2 separate regions of the Homo sapiens genome follow, and region 1 is linked to region 2. Evidence: chromatin contacts called from ENCODE Hi-C or POLR2A ChIA-PET data. All regions are on one chromosome and are shown on one strand. Each heading gives the region's core, a stretch centred on a gene start or an enhancer-like site at or near the end of the contact. The rest is flanking DNA. Distances are from core to core; before and after follow the strand shown.

Evidence for each region. A loop is a pair of places that touch in the nucleus more often than their neighbours do. ChIA-PET counts read pairs that join two places held with the same protein, here RNA polymerase II (POLR2A). Pooled maps may share reads with other maps.
Region 1: a map of CD8-positive, alpha-beta T cell shows a loop between it and region 2 (3-fold over the local background). The contact joins two enhancer-like sites. A Hi-C loop is called at or near these places in 3 of 168 maps with a recorded cell type or tissue (CD4-positive, alpha-beta T cell, CD8-positive, alpha-beta T cell and natural killer cell) and 11 of 50 pooled maps. POLR2A ChIA-PET finds 5 or more read pairs at or near these places in 7 of 52 experiments (OCI-LY7, activated CD4-positive, alpha-beta T cell, activated CD8-positive, alpha-beta T cell and 3 more).

Annotation. Positions count from the first base shown.
Region 1 is chr4:42,669,937-42,673,368 of GRCh38, reverse strand. No RefSeq gene overlaps it. Among named protein-coding and RNA genes, the nearest start is that of ATP8A1-DT, 14 kb to the right of the region's middle. Within about 2 kb of position 1,433, at least 2 of the 41 ENCODE cell types and tissues checked have a DNase peak (open chromatin) inside an H3K27ac peak, as active enhancers do; they include CD8-positive, alpha-beta T cell and natural killer cell, where a contact is called at or near this core.
Region 2 is chr4:42,626,641-42,629,963 of GRCh38, reverse strand. It overlaps ATP8A1 (ATPase phospholipid transporting 8A1), which reads left to right. Exons shown (of 37, transcript NM_006095.2): 2 at 2,855-2,969. Among named protein-coding and RNA genes, the nearest start is that of ATP8A1, 29 kb to the left of the region's middle. RefSeq lists a silencer at 2,947-2,996. Within about 2 kb of position 1,608, at least 15 of the 41 ENCODE cell types and tissues checked have a DNase peak (open chromatin) inside an H3K27ac peak, as active enhancers do; they include CD8-positive, alpha-beta T cell and natural killer cell, where a contact is called at or near this core.

The sequences.
Region 1 (3,432 bases), core at 184-2,683, 44 kb before region 2:
GTGCAAGGGCATTCCAGGATAACAGGACAAACTATTACCCTCTGGCAGCAGCAATATCTCTGCTATGTCTGAGTCAGATGCTCAGGCAGTTGAATGTACTATGGGGAAATAAGAACAGAGCTCAAGCGCGGCAGACTGCCTTGCTTTGAGTGGCACTCTAGGTGCCTGAGCAAACTGCCTGGATACCTATGACTGGATGAGAGGAAGTAGTTTCCTTGACCTTGCTTGATAGATTTTACTGGCATTTGTCAGGGCTTTTAAAACTTCTCAGTGTTTGAAACAAGAGAGTTTAGACTCCAAGACTGCAAAAAAGGAGGCAGTTTTTTAGACAGAAAGCTGCAAGACAGATCAATTTTACCCTTAACTCATTCAATCTCCAGTTTTTGAATACCTGCCAAGTTCTTTCAGCTTCTTCAAGGTGACCAATCCAAATAATTCACTCACTATTTCAACACTCTCAATTGCCAGTATTTTTAAGACATACAGTGTTGTGATAAGAAAAAAAGAAAAAGAAAACTCTCTCTATACTTCCCAATGCCAGAAAACAATCTAAAATGAAATTGAGAGAATGTGAGATTAGCTTTTCCTCTTATTATTTAAGATGAAATATTCACTGGACCAGGTTTTTGGCAGAATGGAAATTTCAATGTGTGCTTACTCCTCTCGTTAGCTCTTACTGAAAATGCCATCTCATTTCTCACACACGCTCCCTGAACATCTTAGCTAATATGTCTGGAAAAAGACATTCAAAAGGAAATATCTATATTTTACTCTATAATTTTTTCCACTGTCTACTCTGTAAAGAAAAACTAGAAACAATAAGATTTCCTGTAGGTCAGAGTAAAATGTTTCCTTTCACTATTGCTGTACATTTACACCAATCATAAGAGTTTTTCTCAATGAGAAAATTTTCTCCAGCTTTGATATCCAACTTGTGTGCAAAGAATCACTAAAAGTTAAATTACCTTGAGCTTCTCCTGGATATGTAACAATATGAAAGAACTAATATTAGTTTTCAAGTGTGATAATACTGGTTTTGTTATTTATCTGATCTCATGCAGGAACTAAGCTTCCCACATAACAGAAGAGGTATATATAAGGTCTACAGAACAAATTGCCTCAATGTCTTTTGTAACAAAGGTATGAGGTAAACTATGCCTTTGTATAGTTTACAAACTTTTTGTAAGTGTCATGAATTTAAAGGGAATATCTTCTTATTTTCCATCTTATAGAATTTCTTTTGGTAACCCCCAAAACTCTCAGTGAAGTACATTTCATGTAGTTTTTATGGCTGTGTTCTAGGTTGAAGAGATGAGGGAGCAATGGGAGCTGTGGCTTCCTCCCTCTGCCATCAACACTCTGCTAGTATGGGCAGTTGCCAGTGCAGACAGGGTTGCAGGCTTGGGCCAACAAAGATGTAAGGGTAGGTACCTGCAGCAGCACTGAGAATAACCAAGTAGACAAGTAAGACACCTTTAGGGGAAAGAAAAATTAAAAAGTAAAAGAAACAACAACAAAATTTTCGTTCCAAATACACAGAGTGAAATTACAATGTAAGACTGATTAACAATGTAAAACTAATCTCCCTACCAGATAACACTAATTACCAAAGGATAAATAGTAACCTTACAGTCGACAAACCTGTCAGTCCCATCTTAACCCAAGTGGTCAAAGTTAACATCAACAGGAAAGGGGTATTCACATCCTGTGCCTGTAGGATGCACTGACAGCAACGCAACATGACTTCCTGCCAAAGCCACGAGGTGACATCAGACAACCCCATACTGAGGGGTAGTGTACAAAACAAATGGCCTGTACTATTCAAAAAAGTCAATATCATGAAATTCAAAGGAAGACTGTTCCAAGTGAAAGAGATTAAAAGGACATGACAACTGAATGCAACACATGATCTAGAGAACATTATTGGAACAAAAGATAAAATCTGAAGAAGGTCTGTAAATGAGATAATAGTATTGTTTTAATATTAAATTCCTGATTTTAATCAGTGTGTTGTGGTTATGTAAGAGAATGTGCTTGCCTTAGGAAAACACACTTTGAAGTATTTAGGAGTAACAGGATTCATGCCAGCAACTTTCTCCCAAACAGTTCCGAAAAAACAATAGAGAGAAAGAAAGAGAGAAGAATAAAGCAAATACCGTATAGTAAAAATGTTCTTTGTTGGATCCTAGCAACTTTTCTGTAATCTGAAATTATGTCAAAATTCTAAAATTGAAATGCAAAACTTTAGGGTAAATATGATGTCACCACAAAAAATAGTTCACCCTGTTCACAGAGACTCTCCTTGAGGGCACATGCCAGTCTCTAGACTTGCTTCCCTGTCCTACTGTTCAATCATCTTTTCCCCACAAATGTTCTCACAGCTTCTCACTGCCAACCCCTTTCCCACTCCAGAAAACCCTTACCATCTTGAGACCAGTGCAATACACTGAACTCAATAAGCTAGTGCTCAGAGACTGGGTAATTATGACTAGAATGAAATAAACAGAGGGAGGGGGCTAGAGTGGATGAGGGTGGCATATTAAGAACCTGCCTGAGATGAGGTCCTTCCATTGGTGTGACATGTCTCACCATCCTTCCTGCTCAGTTAGAAAATAATTATTGTATCATTCTGGCATATCTCTTTTCTTGACACACACATGCAAAAGAACAAGGAATGATTTTTCAGAAACTACCAAATAGGTTCGTACTGAAGAGGAGATTGTTCTATAAAAATTGAATGATCTTCACACACTCCCTTTTCCAGCCAGGAGACAGCACTTTTTGTTACGAATGTTCATTCCAACTACTACTCTCATATTCATCCTCTAGTTTCCAAACACAGGGAGAGGCTTATTGGTGGGTAAGACAAATCTATCTCTTCAGGAAACAGAGCTGTCTGTCCTTGCTTAGCAAATTCTGGCCACCAAAAGACCCAAGGAAGCTCTGAAATTACAGATTTTCTATACCTTAGTCTAGATAAATATTTTAGGTTGGGTGTTCCCACAGGAATGCAGCAGGAGAGGACATCACCCTCCATCCATAATAACTGCTGGGGATGTTGGGAGTGGGCAGATATGGAGTGAGGATTTGGAGCTGCCAAGCTCCACCTTTCCTCTGGGTCTTTGTTCAACGTGGTCTCCTCTTCCTGGAATCCATCCCCAACCTTAGTGTTTACTGTCTATTCTCCCTTCCTAATACCTTTCCATTTTGCACTTTGTTTCCACCCAGTTGCTGTCACCCTCATTCAGGCTGTAAGCTTAGCCCTTAACCTGAAAGGTACCAGTTAGAGGAAGCACTGGGAGGTAAACAAAATCCAAATCAATGTCATTAAAAGAACTATACCTGCCAGTCCTAATAAGAAAAAATATGAAAATAGTTTAGAGTGGGGTGACACAGTAATAAACTAGTTGAAATCAACCAAATGGACCAAAT
Region 2 (3,323 bases), core at 359-2,858:
GTGTTGGTTCATTAATCAAATGGAAGAGTCCGTTTCTCTTTACATGGAAAGAGTCTGGATTGACAGGTTACTTACGTTAAGTCCAGACCTAAGTTGCCCATTTCTGCAATGTAAGATGATTGCATTGAAGAGTTTAATTATAATGGTTACAAACTCTCACTTCCAAATTAGCAAAAATGCTAGTCTTTTTCCCAGGTACCTTCATCAGAATATTCCTGAGGATCTCTGAGGTCAAGTATGTTCACTGAGATATTTCTGAGAACCTCTGAGGTTGCTGTGCCTGTTTACTGCTAGCTTGCTGTCACCTGCTAGGAGTAAACAGAATTGGATACATAACAGAAGGTGATACCTGCAATCTCTGGCCTTCAAACATTCTGGGAGTGGGCTTCAGGTGCCTGATGGCTCTCCATGTCACTGCTGAGGAGACAGGGGAGAGGTGCCTACCAGCTCCACTGGCTGAGAGCCTCACTCCCTGCTTTCAGTGCAGATCTCCCTTCCTCAGTATCACACCTGGTCAGGGCACAACAGAGCGAAGCGTTCTGCATACATTCAGCTTCATGTACAATATCTTTCCAAAGCTTTTCTGTAATGCCTGGGTAAAGAAAGCCTATGTTGTCTGTGAAATCCTGTGCTCAGAGCCATCCAGTCTCTTCGATGGTCCTACCCCTGGCAACAGTTTACAGTTTAGATTTTCCCCTTCATTTTGGTGAGTTTTCTCTTTAAAGATCCCTTATTATCTGACCTAGGTTGGGCCCCTACTAATCCATTAGGATTGTTTTAATTACTCTGATTCCCACATAAGGGATGGGGTTAATTCCAGTCCCTTTAGTTCAAGGAAAATCCTTTGCCCCACAGAAATTCTTGAATACAAGTTAATATCTGAGGGGGAGATGCAGTATCCAATTGCTTTCAGTGGATAGCAATATCCAGTGCTCTCCCAGCAGCGTTTGAGACCTCAATGTAAGTAGGTGTGTCTGGATGGAGTAACACCCAGTTCCTCAGCTAAGGACATCCAAGGGCGGGGCCCTCAAAAGTCCCATTACATAAAGTAGATACAACACTCAAAAGTCCATTATATAAAGTAAATACAACACAACCTGAGAACATCAGCTCAGAGTGGAGTGAAGAGCTGGTTTTTTTGAGGCTCTCTCTCTAATCCAGAGGCGGGGAACAGCACACTCTGGTCTTCATGCTACCACGAAGGAAGACCTAATAAAGGACTCAATTTTTTTTAAAGATTGATCTCCCTCTATTCAATAACCCATGTGTGAAATTTCAATTATACAAAACTAGAGGGAAAAGTATGTGTTTAGAACATGGTGTAGGGAAACACTGTGAGCAAAGCTGCTGATTGGGTCTGAAACTGCAAAATGGGTGTGACAGAATCTACTCGGAGCCATGTGACCTCCAGGGTGATAAGGATACAATGTGCCTCTCACCCTGTGCCCCTCCTACTTGGAAAGCTTTCAGTGGTTGGCTGCCAAGCAGAGCGCAGGGTCCTCTGGGACCTGGCCTGCGTGCTTCCTCAGCGTGGTTTCTCGTCCGCCTTCTGTCTGTGCTCCAGCAGCACTGCCCTGTTTGCTCTCCCCTGCACACATGACACCGTTTCTCACACCCCAGTCCCTGTGCTCATGCTTCTCACCTTTGTAGAACACCTCAGTGATTTTCTGGTTTCATACTATAACAAACCCCACAGGCCAGCTTTTCACATAGTTGTTACCAGCACTTGGCCAACAGTTGTTTTTTCATCAGTGGGTGGAGCAGCTTTTCTTGCCCCCAAAAAACAGTCAACCACTCATTTTTCATTGGGTATATGTATTCGGCAAACATTGGGTACCTGCTGTTTGTTGGCACTGGTGTTGAGAAGATGAATAACACACCCTCTATGGCCCTAGGGAGTTCCCATTCTGGTAGGGGGAACCTGACTCAGGCAGCAACAAAACCTTCTGGTAAGTGTTTTGCTGAAGAGTGGGGAGGTTCAGAGGGCTGTGGAAACCCAAAGACGTTTTACCTAACTTGAACATCATAGAACACTTCAGAAGAAACCACATGTCAGCAGGTCTTATGGGAGGAGTTGGCATTGGCTAGGCAGAAAAGAGAAGAAAAATGGGTTTTGGAGATACAGTACTGTTGTCACCCCTTTGATTTTTCACTAGAAGACACAAAAAGCTGTTTAAAATACTATCTGTTGATATTCTGTTCTAGAACTTGTATGTATTTTTTAAAGTGTTTGTCAACATTGCAACAAAGTACCCAGTTGAATGTATCCTGTTGTTTCAATGATTATGAGATGACTTGAAGTGCTCTTGAGAAATTTAAAGTTCGTTTGTGAACATGAATTCTAACTGGAGAAAAAAATAGGTGATGATAGTGAGTTGGATCATTGTTGCAGTTCTCTATTTAAACCTTACTATTTATCTTTTCTTCTGTCTTCATCTGGGAAAAAACCCAGAAAAGTATTAAATGCATATGCTTTAATTTTTGACTATATTTTAAATTACCTTGTTAGTTTTACCTAAAACTGTAATTTAAACCAGTTTAAAATTAAGGTTTACTTCTGGGCATCTTTTTATATAGTGGAAGGAAAGAAGTTGAACACTTACGGGGGAAATGGAAAGTTGATGTTATGTCTTGTTTTTGATATGGCTCAGTTTTTACATGACTGTTAAATGCTGCCCTTTAAATCTAGTAGAAATGTTAAATATGGGGATGTTACTTTTTATTATAAAAGAAACAACAGTTAAGGGGAAGCAAGTAGCTTTTAACAGATTTCATATTCTAGACTAGTTATGAAATCTGTTTTTGGTCTGGACAATAAAACATTTCTTGTACAATAAGAAGATCTCTTTTTAAGGTTATGAGAAGACAGATGATGTTTCAGAGAAGACCTCACTGGCTGACCAGGAGGAAGTAAGGACTATTTTCATCAACCAGCCCCAGCTGACAAAATTCTGCAATAACCATGTCAGGTAAGAACTACCAAAGAATGCCATGAGACCAGCCAGCAGAGCAGAGCTGGTTAGGTCAAAATGAAAATGCTTGCAAAGAGCTTTCAGTGCAGTCAGTTAATATTTGAGAGCTCCCTGTTGGCAGTGTGAATAGGCTGTTTCCCCATCTTCTCTCCCATAGAGAAATATTCATAAGAATCTGGAAATAGCGAGGAGCAGAAAGAATAAGCACCCATCCTCTGCCGATGCTGCATAGATATTGAATAATGAAAGCTGCTTATGTGTAAATGCCTCTGTCCTAAACCTGTTAATAGAGCGATGCGTTACTGGTTTTGGTTAGCAAGTTTTAACATTTTAGAAGAGGTCTTTGCAATT